Regions from separate parts of the Mus musculus genome. Here region 2 is linked to region 1. The links are chromatin loops, found by intact Hi-C in ENCODE. Cell type or tissue: left cerebral cortex. All regions are shown on one strand.

Region 1 (8,000 bases):
GAGAATGCAATGAGCTAGTTAATTGGTTGCTAGCTGACCTTTGGCTGATGTTGGCTCCAGTGAAGCATCTGTTGGGACCAGTGTTCTTCCTTCCTTTCTTCTATTCTAAGAAGGTGGGGAATAGGAGTCAGGTGAGACACCAAGTCTAAGGGGGAAACAGAGCCCTTTTTTGCTTAGTGCTATTGATTTTACAGCCAATTGCTCGTACACCTTCAGACAGTTAGTTGTTGCTTTATACATGTCCCTTTACATGTGTCCACACATAGATATTTCTATTTTTCTATGTGCTCATTTATCAGGTGTATGAAAATGGTAAAGATATCGGAGCGGTTTCTGTTTACTACCGTAGAAGAGATTTAGAGTCTGATAGCCAAATTCAAAGTGATGATACAATGCAAAGAGCGAGTAACCGCTTGTGTGAATATGAGTATTCCCTGTATAACTTAGAGTTAATGTAAACACATCTTAAGGCAGCTTATAAAATATAGTCATTTATTGTTCTGCAGGGTGAGGTTCAGTTGAGTGTTGACTCCTGGACCTTAACCTAACCTCATCTCAACCATCACTATCTCTGTATTTACAAATTTGTCTATACTGAAAACTGGTTTGGATACATCAAGATTGTTCTCTACTTATTCATTAATCTATTTACACTTCTTAAAAAATTCCATAGTATTTGGTAGAGGGTATACTCTGGGCATAAGCCAGGCACCCTGAGTGACTGACATAGACAACCATGATCGACCTTGCTCACCTCGGGCAAACGACACTGGGTTATCTTGGGCACTCTTACCTTTGCCCATTTCCCAGACATTTGGGATGCTTTTTTTTTTTTTCCCCAGGCAGAACCAACATGTTCAGGGGCTTTATTTTGGGCTTTTGTCTTGCATAAAAGGACACGGAACACCCCGTTGTTTACAAATTGGGGTTATGCGCCCGAGTGCACACCAGTGTCTTGGTCTCTGTTGCCTCCTCTTTGTTTGGAGGCTCACTCTTTTCTCTACTCAGTCCAGCACCCTCAGACCTACCTCTGTCCGGAGACATTCATGATCTGGTTCATAGAGCCAATCATGAAAGCTGTATCTTAGTTTGGTGGCACTCTCTGGATGACGCTGATCCCAGAGGGGACAGGAAAATGTACTTTAATTTATTAGAAAAAGATCCAGAACCTTAGCTGCTTTCTTTTAATTATCATATTCATGATTATACAAATCACCATGGTGCCAAAGTCCTTCTAGAATTTTCTACCTGTCTCCCACTCTTTCCCCACTATTTTACATGCCAGTAAATACTGAAACTTGAGGTGCCTTATACAGGATATAACTGTTATCCCATGGAAACTTTGCGTATTGACTAATAACTCACTGAGACTATACTTTGTTTTAGCCTGCAAGTAAGTAGGGGTGTGGCTTGCAGACAATTAACTAGGGGCATCACACAACTCTGTCAGAGAGCAGTCTCCCTTATGTGGACGCTTGTCTCAATTACTACTCTATGACGTTTCCTACTCTACTCAGATCCCAGAGCAAACTCTTATCCCGTAAAGGCCCAGTGATGATAGCTTTAAAGATGAGTGGATAAAGATTATCACAGTTTTAGGTTTCCTCAGCCCAGCTCTAACCAGTGACCTACAGATGGAAGGTGCAAAGGCTCTTACCTCCCGTAACCAGTGACCTACAGATGGAAGGTGCAAAGGCTCTTACCTCCCGTAGACTTGTGATTGCCCATCCCTGGACACCTATTCATGCATTCTGTCAAGTTAGGGAGATGGAGGCTGTGTAGATCCCTGTGAGAGTAGATCTGGTCAGTGTTCTAAGAAGTTAGAGCTTAGAGTCCATATTCTCCACACAGCCCTGGCCTTTGTACACACCCACAGCCCAGAATCAGGCCTTAAACTTTTCATGACTTTCTCCTTTACCAAAAAGTGATATCTATAGAGCGAAAGCCTTATGATTTTAAAAAATGACTGGCATCACATGTTTCCAGAAATCAAAGCAAAACAGCTAAACTAAGCTCAAGAGTTGAGGGCTTGGGGAACTAAATGCAAGGCTCTGGAAATAAAACATGAAATATGTTCAAACTTCCTGTGAGGAAAAGAAAGCAATGCAGGTTTTCACTAATGCCTTCACCTCCTAAGCAGCCTAAGAGAGCAGGTGCTGCCGTTCTAATTTGCCTCTGTCGGGTAAGAGATAGAGTTAATATAAGATAAAAAGAAATATTCATCATTTCCAGCTCTTTGAGGCTCTAACCAAAAGTTTGGCTAACAAAGGGCTGATTGACACCAGTGTTACCTTCAATTAGGGCGGGGCTTAGCTCTGATGTTTTCTGTAAGTGTAGTTGTTGACCAAAAAGAGTAATGCACTATTGCACTTAGTCAAGGCTTATGGCCAATGAAGTGAGACACCCAACATGTTTATGGGACTGAAACGTCTTTTCTTCCAAGACACAGCATTTAGCACTCATCAGCGTGCCTTTGGCAGAAATTAATGAGAGAGAGAGAGAGAGAGAGAGAGAGAGAGAGAGAGAGAGAGAGAGAGATCTAAAAGACTACATCCCTGCAGGGACTACAGAGTGATAAGAAATCAAGAAAGTACAAGAACTGACAAGGGAGAGAGGAAAAGGAGGCCTGTGACAGAAGGCTGGGGGAGGGGCCGAGTGATGGATAACGTGAGGAGCCAAGCAGGGGCGGGAAAGCTGAACAAAGGTGACAGATGATAATGAAGGATGTCTTTTTAAAGTACCTCACAGGCCACAGTTCCACTGGATTTACTTTACATTTGAATGTGTTTTAAATATGAACCCTCTTCATAGCTTAGTCTCTGGCTGCAAGGAGCTGGGCTCTGACAAGGCTATTATTTAAAATGGGGAGTGGCTTCACCTCACACTCTCACTCCAGTTATGTCTTACGACTCCCAGGCATCGGTCCCTGAAATCACTCCCAAGGTTTGCAGGGCTTGAAAGTAAAATACTCACAGAAGAGCTCTAAAAGAGCCGGCAGAACCCGAGAACCGGCACGTTGATTATGTAGTCCTGTAAGCGGGGGAATTATTCTTACACGCCCCCCCCCCCTCCCCCAGGTACCTGGAGCTGCTTGGGGCCAGGGAGCTAGTCTGTTGTAACAGTAAAACTTGAATCTGGCCTGGAAAGACCTAACAAACCGTGCGGCGCAGACATGACAAGCATAGCCCTCATCAAAGAGGATTGTTACCGGGTGTGGAAGCTAAATGCTCTTTCTGTGAGACTGTCACATCTGCCTTCGGGCTCTTTGCCAAAGGGTCAGGGCTCAATCACAAGCCTGTGGCACCCCCTGCTGGTTAAAAGCCCATGCTCATTTTGTTACTTTACACTGAACTAAACATTGCCGTCATTTCACACTTCTTTTAACATTCTATATGAATTTAATTATCATTTGTTTGGACTCCATTTGTTACAGAGCAGAGACAGTTTGTTACAGATGTTCACGTAGCTTATGTCTTCCTCCTCGTCCCCTTCACTTGCCCTCCACCAGCTCCGTCTCAGAATCCACCAGGAGCAGCTTCAAGGTTCCTCCATCAGGTCACAAGGCCTCCATTTTTCTTCAGCCCGGATTTTCGATCAAGAGATTAAGAGTCTACCGCAGCTGAAGAATGGTCAAAAAAGGGGGGCTTTCTTATGGGAAAGCATACAGGTAGGAGCAAGGTGTTCATCCCGTCGGCTTTACCTTCTGAGATTTAGCACTAGTGTAGTAGAATTGAGAAGCAGAGTTAGACCCTTTAAGAATTAAGAAAAACCTTTTTTTTTTTTTGATAAATAAATGTAAGGAACATTTCTTTTTGTAAGGCAGCATTGCTAATAGAAGGAATATGACCGACTCTCTGTCCCTCTCTGTCTCCGTTCCTCTCTCTCTCTCTCTCTCTCTCTCTCTCTCTCTCTCTCTCTCTCTCTCTCTGACTCTCTGTCTTAAAGCCTTGTCATACTTCTTGAGGTCTGCCTGTCAGCACAGCAAGAGGGATTTGTTCATGTCTGAGTAGTCACCTTAATGACGGCAGATGGAAACGCCACGGGGGGCCCAAGCCCATCACGCTGCCGCTGCCTGCCACACACTGCCCTGACCCGCTTCCTCTCCTCTTTTTTTTTTTTTGGGGGGGGGGGTGTCCCATTTTAAAGGAGAAATGGATGGTAATTGAAAAGGATCTTAAGCAAGATTTATGAAGCTGTAGACAACATGATTCCCCAGTATTTCTCTATGTTTTCACAAATAAAGTCTTAACTTCCTAAGCACCACTGACAGGACAGCCCGGGATAAATTGGTAAAGCTCTCCTATCGAAGCTGTGTTTCTCACAGGGCCGAACATTATCTCACAATAATTACTGACTATTTGCTGAGCATTGTGTAAGTTTTTGTGGATTGGTAAATTCCTGCATAAATTTCTCCGCGTTTCCGAAGAAAGAAAAGAATTACTGTATCTAGCCACTGATGGGCTGTGCTCTTGTGTTGAAAAAAAATCTCAGAAATGTATGCGTATTTTGACAGGACATTTCCAGATGAACTCTGAAACTGCTTGTCAGGAAACTTAAACATACTTTTTTTTTTTTTGCCCTGTTTTTAATTTTCTTAGCCCATTGTTTAGAGATAGAACAAAATTGTGTTGCATGTAAGGTATAATTGATCTTGCAGTAACAATAATGAAAACACTAGAGACGGATCGAAATATCAGCCAACGAGGAACTGATTAGATTTGGATTTGGTATTTGTTCAAGTTTTCTAACTTCAAATAACAGTTGCCTTAGAAACCCATGAAGGTGTCGGGGCAGAGGGCCATGCCACAAATGTTGTTTTGTTTGTCCCAATAGAACAACATTAAGACACAAGTTGATTTCTTAAGCTGTCTAATTTATAGAATTAGAATGTGCATAATGGATGATAGCATTTACACAGTAGGCAAATTTCAAGTCAGTCTAAGTTTCACTAGGAGCAGAATTGTTTTTCAATGATGTAAATGGTGATGGGTTTTATAGCAGTAAGGATTTTGGCATAATTTGGCAAGCCCTTCTGATGGCAAAGAACGGCTCTAATCAAGTATGCCTCGTTACTTCCTCTTAATGTTACCAGCAAAGTGAAATCGATGATTGGCTCCATGCCTATATATGTCTGTATATATGAGCAATATATTCTTGAACAATCATATTTGTGAAAACAGTAAGGTTCCACAAATATGGAATATTCTGGAATCAGCTGTGGCTTCAGAACCGTGTAAGTCCATAGATTTGTTTGTGACTCATTTTATTTTAATAAGATGATGCAACATTACTGTAGTTTTGAAAATAAATCACTAATGTGATACAGAGCAAAAGATAACTATGCCCTTATCTTGCCACCAGTGGAATTTTTTTAAAATGGGTATTTCTAAAACTGTATAGTACGTACACTATACAGTTTAAAATACACTGAGAAAATGCACAGTATTGATCTAGTGAATAGCGTTTTTTCTCGGGGGGGGGGTATTTTGGTGCTTATAACTTATTTTGACATAGGAGGTCATACTCATCCGTCAAAATCAGTATCTCCTCCAAATTTTGCATATTTTGAAAAGTTTCAAATACATGACAAGTTGGAAGACTATTACAACAAACATTTTCATGCTCTTCATTTTCATTCAGCCATTTAATGAGCTTTCCTATTTGTTTATCTCTCCTGAAAGTAATTGCAGTCAATTATTAAAATTTTACTCCTTAAGTGCTTCTGGCAGATTGAAGAACGGGACCTTCTGTGTAACCACACTGTATGCCTAACAGTCCATAATAACACGTTATCATCTGACACCCCCTCGGCAGTCAGCTACCCACAGGTGCCTCCGAGCTCGCTGTAACCCAGAGGCTAGGTGGATTTCCTCCACTGCAGCATCTCCTTTTAAGCTAAAACTTTCCCTTCACCTTTATTCTGCTTCTTCCATGATTTTTTTTTTTCAAGAATCTGAGCGCTTTTCTTGCAGCATCTTCCACAGCCTGGATTTGTCTGTCTAATCATGATTAAATACAGTTTCAATACTATTGGCAATGATATTTCATGGGGGACAATACAGGTCCCATTGTAGAATTAAACCCTAAATATTTGTTATCAATCTAGAGAAAAAAATAGCTCATAGAAGACCATACTCTTTATTTAAGATGTTTGATATTTGATTTTATTTCTCAAATTCACTTAAAACAGCAGTATGCTTAGTAATAGTTATGTAAATCAAATTAGGGTAACTACACTTAATTACATTTAGTGATCTTACAAAATATAGTTGTTTGTACTTAGTATTATGTGTTTTTAATTAGTTACACTGGGAAAATGAATTAGATGAACACTTCTTCTCAGTTACAGTCTTTCACTTTTGCAACTTTTAGATGTGCAATTCTTTTTTAACTGCACACGTTGCAACCATCCTTGGGTGCATTATAAATTAGCTAAACAAATTAGAATGTGTATTCACATATCGCTAGAGAAGTTCAAGAATGAAAGCTTTTATTCGATATCGGTATCAAGTACCTTAGTGGTTACTTGTGCTCTAATTTCAATGTATATTATGCAGGTAGCTTAAATATTTTTCCCATTTTTAAAAGATCTCCACTAAATCCCGTTTTGGCTTTGACCTTTGCCCGAGTGACTGCTTTTGACAGAGATGGTATTACTGCTGTATGTAAGACCCTAATGGATGCTGATGCTGTTCCACTATTTGGATGTGATGAGTAAATTAACGTATATTTAATTAAAGTCACCCATCACCTAATTCAGGATTTCCTACAGCGAGAGATCTCAAACACTGAATCCTGGATTGCCTTAAGCAATACTTGTTGCATTGACTTACTTCATGGTCTAATGGGTTCAGGCCTAAACGACCTAGCCATGTCCCTTTGTTTTTAAAGGAATATTTGGGGACAATGAACAGTTTCTGCTTTAAAGAAGTCACAATTTGGTTTTAAAAGCTGTTTGGTGGTTATTTCCAAATGAATAACTTTAAGTTAATTCATTTCAGTACAAAATAGATTTTTTTCCTCTACATTTTCATATTTAAGCCCTGAGTTTAATGATGACAAAGTGAAAATGAAGGCAGTGTAGCAGGGGACCTGTGAGCAGGGGAAGGAAGTCAGGAATCATTGGAAGAATCTGGGAGTTTAACACCATCTTGCTTGTGACTGCCCAGGAACAGATATTATTTATCTCTAAATAATATAAAGTGCCAGCTATTCTGCATTGACTTCTAAATTAATGGTGTAACATTTTTATTTTATTTTCAAACCATAAGTCTATGTTAGCATTCTACAACTCAGAGACAAGAAAATGTTTTGTCCAAACTCACAATGCTGGCACATGGTGAGCCAGGGTTCTAGCTGGCATCTCTGGTCTTAAGGAACTTAGGCTTTCCCACCATGCAGTGCATGAGGATGGAAGCATACTCCATGACTAGTTAAAATGTGACTCCTGGGACTAAGGAACTTAGTTTTCTAATTTATTTAAGTGACCTTAAATTTAAGTAGAAATATGTAACTTGTAAGTAGCGTACTGGTTGTCACAGCATGGCACCTGTGCTAAGTTGGGTTGGGCGACCTCTCTGTATGAAGCGGCCTCTCTGTATGATCTCATCTAGCTTTAGTACTACATAATTTAGCAAATTACATGTCTTTAGTATACAACTAAAAGGATAGCGTAAAGGGCATAACCAAAACTCCGAAAGCATTTTGATGAAGTTCACTCCTAGTCAGGGACAATCGATCCATTGCTAAATCAAACTGGCCTGTGCATCCTCCTGCTCTCTTTTTCTTGGTAGAGAGAAAAATAATTCATCCGAATTCTTTTTTAATGGGCATTTTCCCACTCATAGGAAGATTTATTTTGCATGCAGCAATATTTCCCCAAATTATTAAATTTGCTTCAAGCTGGCTGCAGAAGACGGCTTAGGAGGGAAAGGCACACCAGACACAAGCTTGGTTCACAACTCCAGGTCTCAGAACCTATTTAAAGGTGGCAGGAATGG
Region 2 (8,000 bases), 110 kb before region 1:
ACATAGTGAGACCTTGTCTTGCAGTAGCAGCAGCAGCAACAACAACTACAGCAACAACAACTACAGCAACAACAACAACAACAAACTGAAACCAACCAATTAACTAAACAAATAAGATCTTTTATGAGCATTAAAATACATTAAAAAGTCAGCCATCCCTTGTTAAAATTTATGGTCTGTATTGAAGACTCAAGTGACTCTCAGCAAACCAATTATTCTTTTACATTTCAAAAACACATCTTAGGCTGCCTGCCTCATCCCTCCCCCAAGTAGCACACTGTCCTCCCTTGTGTTGAATACATTTTATTTTCAGCACAGCAGACAGACTGCTTCACGCTTCCTTCCCGAGTATTTAGACTATCATTTTCTTCTGTTTTCTGTACCTTCCTGCTTAGTGGAAACACTGTTTGTTCTTGGATTGTGCTTTGTCTCCCTTTTCAAGATCATCAAAGTTACTAGTTTGAAGCGTCCCCAAAGAAAGGGCCTTCTAATCCCTAGTTCAGAGGCTAACCTTTATTAGTGCTCTCCTGGTAATAATGAGGACCTGCTTCCAGCAGGGAGAGGCTGGAATACTGAACAGATTATTCAACAAGTTCAGAGCAGATTCTGAAGTTCCTTATACAACCTGCTTGTGAATACCGCTTTCTTTGCTTTACTGTTTCTGGTTTCCATAGTTTTCCTAATTATGTAAATCGTGTGGCACATGGGAGTAGTTTTCCACTCAATACCAGTTCTGGCACTTCAGTATACATTGAAGTCTCATTTCCCCCTCCCCCAAATTGTATATATATATATATATATATATATATTTAAATGTTATAAAGATTACAAAGTCTGAAAAGTCATTTTTCAGAAAAATCTAGTAAGTGAGCTTCTGAGGTTGGGCTGAACCTGAAAGTTTTTTTGTGTTTGATAGAGAGGAATAAGACTGATGAATTTCATGAAAATTTCTCAGGTTTAAAGTTGAGTTTAACTCCAGGGTGTAAATCTTCTATGATTACCACCTGCTTCCTAATTTATTTAACTTAATAATTTAACAACTATACTAACTACTATAAGTAGTGCTTTTCAGTATTTGAGAGTTGTGCTGGATTGAGTGGGCAAACAATTAAATCTGTATAAATCAAAACCAAATATGTAGTAACCTATGGATATTGTGTCAGCAAACTGAAAATGCTTATGATTCTAAACTGGGTTTAGTTGTACACAACTGTCATCAAAACTGACTTGTCTTACCCATTTTATTTTTGAAATATTATTATTAAATAAAATTATTATTATTTCTTCTATAGTATATACAATGTCATGTATATTATATTTTACATATATAATATGGTAGAAATATTATATAAATATAAAAATATATAAATATGTAAATATAAAAATATAAATATCTATTATACATATGAAAGTGTAAGACACCTATTTACTTAAAACATATAGAGAAAAGTAGTTTCTCTGTGTGTATAAAAGTGGGCTTGTTAGAATTTCAGGCGTTAGTTTCTCCAACTGGATGACAGAATTCTGCACAGATGTCGTCACATCACGCTTATGTTTTTGATTTTACTCATAGCAGTAGGAAATCTTAACCTCTTAATCTCCAACGTTTTTCTAAGCAGCGAACACACCAGACTTTAAGTTTGGCTTTGGTAGGGAGCTGGAGAACCAGGTGTCCTAAACTGCAAGTTTTCTTAGCTGAAAGTAAGATTTAGGAGAACACAGGTAGCAAAGGCCATTTGCATAGCTCAACCTCTCAGTAGCTCAGCTGTGCTTGATTGCAATTCCATTTCAGTGCTGGGCTTCTTTGCATAAAATATGCAACATATAACATAACCAAGGGCACAGACCTACGCCCTTAGCTTGTGATCTGCTTAATTCATTTTCCTTGCAGAAATATGTGTAAGAATAATATTGCTAGGATCTCTATCTATCTTGCATGTTTATCTTTGGGATCTACATACATTTAAGAAAAGACCATGTTAAATAAAAGTGATATGTATTCATTTTTTTTTCTGGGCCCCAAGATTTTGTTATTTATTTCTGGCTTTTCAGGGGAAAACTAAATTTCAGAAAACATTACCTAGCTGCCATGTCATTTGAGTATTTTACACTAGAAAGACTGTATCAGCTAAGCATGTGCAAAGTGTATAAACATATCTGTCAAGTCCACATGGATGTTACATGACAGGCCCACAAGTAAATATCCTTCCACAGCCCCTGCTGGGATAGCATTCCTGAATCCACCACTAGCTTAAATATTCTGGGGACTTGGGAACACAAAGGCATGAGAAAATCCTTGCTTAACATTCTCCTCTTTTCTATTTAAACAATCTTGTCACCCTGTGTCGTGGGTTGCTTTAACGAATACCAATGATGGGCCTGGGGTAGGAAGGCTTATTATAAAGGTGTGGATCATACTTTATAAATAATTTCCAGATGTGATATTTTGGGTACACGGACTCCTCTACAGGACGCAGGACACTGAAACATCATGGATCGTACAGTTTTTATCAGGACAATGCAAGTAGGTTTTCGGCAAGGCTGGTTCCAACTCATCTGTGATAAATGAGAAGATAAGGCAATCAGTGCACACCATGACACTCCATGCAGCTAGTTAGGCACACTTCAGAACTATTCAGGTGTGCTCACACAGCTTATGAGACTTGCATGGGGGGGGATGTCGCAATATAAATACATCCTTCCTGGTGGCCACTGGTAACGCAGGAATTGCCTCGCTAAGACTTAACCCAGGTCAGACATAAATAATAGATGTTAAGAGTTAGCTCTAGTCTCGAGGCTGCATTCCAGACAGCGTATCTCAGTTGGGTCAAAGGAATCCTTCCCCCTTTTCTCTCCAGTAGTTTCTCTGCTTGAAAAATGCCTGCAAAATTCCATCAGTCCTTTGAGGGGACCACTTTGGGTCTCTAAGGGAGAAGGTTTCAGACCCTTGGGGGCTAAGATGCACGGGCAAGGAGTTCTTGGGGCCTTGTATCAACGGTTAAAGTCTGCAAAAATATTATTACAAGCAGGTAAGCCATCCCTTTTTAAAAAGTACTGTATTATATATATTTTTTCAGATGTATTTGGTTCTATAGACGCAATGATTGGCATTGTGTCATAAAAGAACCGTGACATGTTTTGTGAGCTCAGCGCCTCTAAGGGAGCCAAAAATGCTCTGGAATCTCAAAGGCAGCAAGAAAGGGGCTGATTGTGTCTGTCTTTTGGTATGGAGTGTCATCTGCCTCATCTTTCCTCACTGCTCACTCTGCAGAGGAAAAGCAGATCCTTACATGGTTATTCCAGAGTCAGTAACACCAACGAAGGAAATGAATTCATCTGCACTCCTCTGAAGGCTGAGACTCCTCATTTTTCCTCTGGTGTAAACTCACCTCACTATTGTAGAAATGGGTCTAAAAGCAAATCAGATTCTACAGAAATGAATCGTGAACTAACTTCTCCTCAAGAGAACTTAATTCCATTATACTTATTTAACTTGTGTATTTCAGGATCCAGAGTATAGTTGAATTAATGTATTTGACTAAATTAAATTAGATTTTACCTTTTAATCTCTGTGCATTTATTCTATAGTTGTATGTTTATTTATACACACACACATGTATGTGTGAAGGTAAAGACATATGGTTTTGTAATTAGTTTTGGGACATTTGATTGACTTAAAAAAGGATTTATATTGTAACCAGAATGTTGCAGTTTGGATAATTACAAAAAAAAAAGGTTGTACCATTAAAAAAAAAATCTTCCAACATAACACTTAAGAGAAGCCAACCTTTGTGTTAAATAAGGGTGGGGTTTACATTGTAAACTTGGAGGTTCCATTTTAGAATTTGGCTCATTATCTCAGGCCACCGGCCGCTGATAAATGAATATTTTGAAAGCGTCTCACTATTCACTGCACACAGAAAACTGGAGGGAGCTGGGCTCCAGATGACAGGCTCGGTGTTCACACAGCACCTCCTGCTGTCCACTCGGAGAACTGCAACACACGATGGGCAGAAGAAAGTTCATCAAAGCTCTTGGAACTTCCAGGGACGTCTCAGACTTTATTTTTAGGGAAAGTGTACTTAGTTTCTTTTAATGAGATATAGTGATTCAGAGAGGATTAATAACTACTATAGACAATTTGATTAAAAATCCAGACTGTTCCAATGTTCTACTAGGCCAGCATATACAAAAACCAGTATAAGAAAATTTTTGTTCTTTTAATTGTTTAATATTTAAATATTAATGTTCAATATATAATGATTTTATAAAATAAATGATGCCTTTCTGAATTAAATTTATTTGTAGTTGTGTTTCACTAAGTGAAGGGTTTTAAGTTATTTTCAATGTTAAAAAATAGCATATGGCTTTTATTGTAATTTCAAGAAAAGCACTGTTTAAATAAAATCTGGAGATAAGCACTTTCTAAGTTTTATTAAAAGTGAGGGTTGGTGAGACAGAAGACATCCGGACAATAAGGGCCAACGCCTCTTATTTCTGCCACTCTAAACAAATGCTAAACTCAGGAGTTCAGTTCACTGTGGCAAAAATGCCTTGAGGATTGCTGCTTTAATTTAAAGAGGTCATTACTCAAAATGCTGTCAAGTATAATTTATTAAATCTTAGATGTAAATATGAGCAAAACTTTACATTTTTAGTTAGTTGCAGATTGTTCGTTTAACTACTCTATAAGCATTTCAATATTATGCTAAGTTTAAGAATCCTTAAACGTCTCGTTTCTCTGCTACTTTCTCTACCTCTATGCCTTACTGCATTGTAACAATGTTAAGCTTCATCATGCTATAGGTAAGCTGAAGTACAGGGATGAAAGCAAGGAGGAATGCCATAAGTTTGCAAAAAATTCTATTTTCTTTAGTCACGCATGTTTAATTATATGCACTTGGGTCCTCTTTCCATGGCTTCGATGTTTTTAAAACTCACTGCAGTGGCACTGTTACAATGCCACCTCTGGCCATTGGCAAGCCTGGCCACATCTTTATCTTATGAGTGTCCCCCTCGGCATTAATGAGCATTCATTGAGCTGCACTACTTCACTCGGCCTTCCAGAAAGCTGGTTCTGTTTAGTTTTCTGTCTCACCCTGTTCAGGAATCACCAGACAGGTGAAACGTGGACGAGGGGCGGCTCTTGTTTTGTTAACAATTCTTAAGATTATAAAATTGTAGGACCGGATCACTTTGACATCAGTTCCGTTTAGTCTACTTTTGACATCCCATAGGAAAACCATATTGTTTTGTTGTCTGTTAAACTATAATGGGTTTAAAAATTCTAGAAGCCCAAAGGAAGGTCTCTTAAACAAATCGTTACATTGCAACTTTAAAGGAAAAGTCAGGGCTACTGGTTTTGTATTTATGACCCTAGTAATTTTTTTTTTTTCATTTTAAATTTTAGCTTGGCTATTACAGCCTGGGGCTGAATTAAGCACATTACTTTACAGTGATCTTAAATATATACTGCTTCGTGAGTGTTCAAATGAGATATTATATTTAGGACAGCTTAAAGTCGCTTAGCCTTACATTTATCACGTGTATTTTGTCAAGAGTGGAAACATCTTGGAAATTGCTGAGAGCTAAGCAGAAATCTGTTTAATTGGTAATCTTTGGAACAGCATAACCACTTTTCTATGAAATGTAGTTAACACTTTCATGAGGGCCAGCTCCAGCTCATTAGCATTCTTGTTATGTACTGGTGCTGTTGGTGGGGGTGTTAGAGTAGGAATGCCATTGTGTCGAGTTCCAGTGTTTGGGGACAAACACTGCTGTGGAAGGAACGTGTGAAAAGGCCACAGTCCTGTCAGTGAATGAGCAAGGCTGTGCTTTCTGTGTGCTTCAAGCAGGGAAGCTGTCATTCATGGCTAACACAGCCAAACAGAGGCCAAAACACAAGGCTGCAGTACCTCTTAAAATGATATTAGTGATTTTTAAACACGATCTTCTTTATTTATGATCCTACACAGAGCTTTAGTTGCTGTCAGTAAACAAAATATGTCAGTCTGTTCAGAAATACTGTAAAAAATGAAAGAAAAAAAAAAAAAGAAAGAAAGAAAAAAAAAAAAACCTCCGTGGAAGGGCGCCAGGCAGTTACAGTAATTAGGGCTTGGGCGAACTGATCGGCAGTGTGAGGTACAAGCATGATTTGAGGGGAACTTCATCACTGGAAGCTGCTCGTCCTGATTTAGACAATTTCTTTGATTTTTCTGCTCCTAAAACTAACAAAGTTCCTAGAGATTTTTACATAATTAATGTATAGCAATTTATTTTTTATTAAAAACATTGGTTTTGAAAAGGGCTCATAAACTCTCATTTTTAATCATTTAATACTTTTAACGACCCATCTCAGTTGTTAGAGCTTCTACAGTCACGCATGAGTGTCAGACAGGAAGCCAAGAATTGGCTGCACCACCCCCACTGGCTGCCTTCACCCTGGCCTGTCGGCTTCTGTTTTACTCTGTAACTTTGAGATACAGTGGGACTCTCAGTCCTCCTCCTACATTATAGCACTTTGGAAAAGGATGATCAACTTGGAGTTAAATTTTAGCTTATGTAAAACAAAATGAATAATAATAATAATAATAATAATAATAATAATAATAATAACTCTCAAACATGTCTTAGGCACTAGAGGCTATTCCTAAACTTCACCTGAACAGTTGAAAAACACCAGCAGTTTGTTTTTATGTCTGAAAGTGCACAAAACACTTTATCTCTTTAGTTTGATTTGGAAAATGAGTGCTTGGGTTATTTATATCAGCTCATTACCTAGTCAAGTTGAGAGCTACATGATTTTGGTCTGGGCAATTTAAATATTTTTGTATGTAGTTTTTGTTTGGTAGGCTTGTTGTTTTTTAAAGAAAGCAATTTAAGCAAAGTAACCTTCGTCAGTGTATTTACACGTATTTTTTAAGCTTAATATTTGATACATTGGGTTGAGAAATCCAAACACTGAATTTCTATTTAAAAACTCATATTTCACTGTTCAAATTGCAACTCTATTGTGGGTTTGCTTTACGGCTATACTATTAAAGAAAAAAAAATCAGATAATATCAGTATGCACAGGTTTCACAGTTCAAAACTGAAACATATTTTGTTAATATCTAAATTAAGATTTCCACAGTCTTTTAGATTTAAAAAATTTATGAGCTAAAACCAAATGACTTTACCCATACTTTCAATATGTTTCATAATTAGATATTAAATATAACAACATTGTTCTTATCAGAAATGATTCGACTCAAAATATTTTTGAATTACTTTAGTGCTGGCAGAAATTTGTTCATTATGAAAAGAGAAAAGAATTTAATATTTTATTTTCATAAGCTGTTTGAAAGCATTTTAGGTCCTATGTTTTAGGTCAGCTGAAAGCATCTGTTAGCTTTACTACTGCTAAGAGACCAAGCATTTCATTTGGCTCTTCATGCTGTATGTACCGGACAGAGCAAAGGAAGTGGAGTCTTTTCTTGAGTTAGTCTTTTTGGGATGAAACTTAAAATGTTTGGCTTATCAGCAACCTTCTTAACATCCTTTGACATCTCTAGAGTAGTTTCTAACCCATAAATGTGTTGCCTTTGCAATTACGAGAACAGAGTGGAGGAGTGGAGTCCTTTTGAAAGTGTAAAACTTCTTTAAAGTTTTGATAGGAATCTCTTTTAGCATATTAGATTGTTCACAGTGTATACTGGCTGTTGATTCCCCCTGAAACCAAGCTGCATCCTAGTTACTTGAAGTACTTTAAGAACCTTAAACTTGTGTCTTTTTCTAAGTGTCATGCTTTGAGCAGGCCTAACATCAGTTAAATGAAGTGAAAATTGCATTCTTGTCTTGATAGAGATGAAAATGGATTTCTGGTCATGAAATAGATGTAGTTGTCACTTTTTAAAAAAGGTGTCAGCAGTTTGCTTCAGCGAGTAAGGTGCCAATTCAGTATGGCAGTAAACTTGTGATCTGAGCAATCAATAAAGGCTTCAATAACTTCTGCTTCATT

What was found. Hi-C counts contacts between places; a loop is a spot of excess contacts. Peaks named below come from ENCODE experiments on the same cell type or tissue, not always from the same donor. Only the 100,000 strongest peaks of a DNase experiment are listed, where the experiment ranks them.
Region 2: it touches region 1 in a loop (2.2-fold over the local background); 3 of 42 quality-filtered maps call a loop at or near these places.

What each region holds. Positions count from the first base shown.
Region 1 is chr2:106,191,310-106,199,309 of GRCm38, forward strand. All of the region lies in intron 3 of Dcdc5 (doublecortin domain containing 5), which reads left to right. Among named protein-coding and RNA genes, the nearest start is that of Dcdc5, 110 kb to the left of the region's middle. In left cerebral cortex, a CTCF peak has its summit at 3,312 (motif pointing left); a DNase peak (open chromatin) is centred at 3,290.
Region 2 is chr2:106,078,212-106,086,211 of GRCm38, forward strand. It overlaps Dcdc5 (doublecortin domain containing 5), which reads left to right and starts at 2,788. Exons shown (of 24, transcript NM_177844.2): 1 at 2,788-3,029. In left cerebral cortex, a CTCF peak has its summit at 3,998 (motif pointing left); a DNase peak (open chromatin) is centred at 3,972.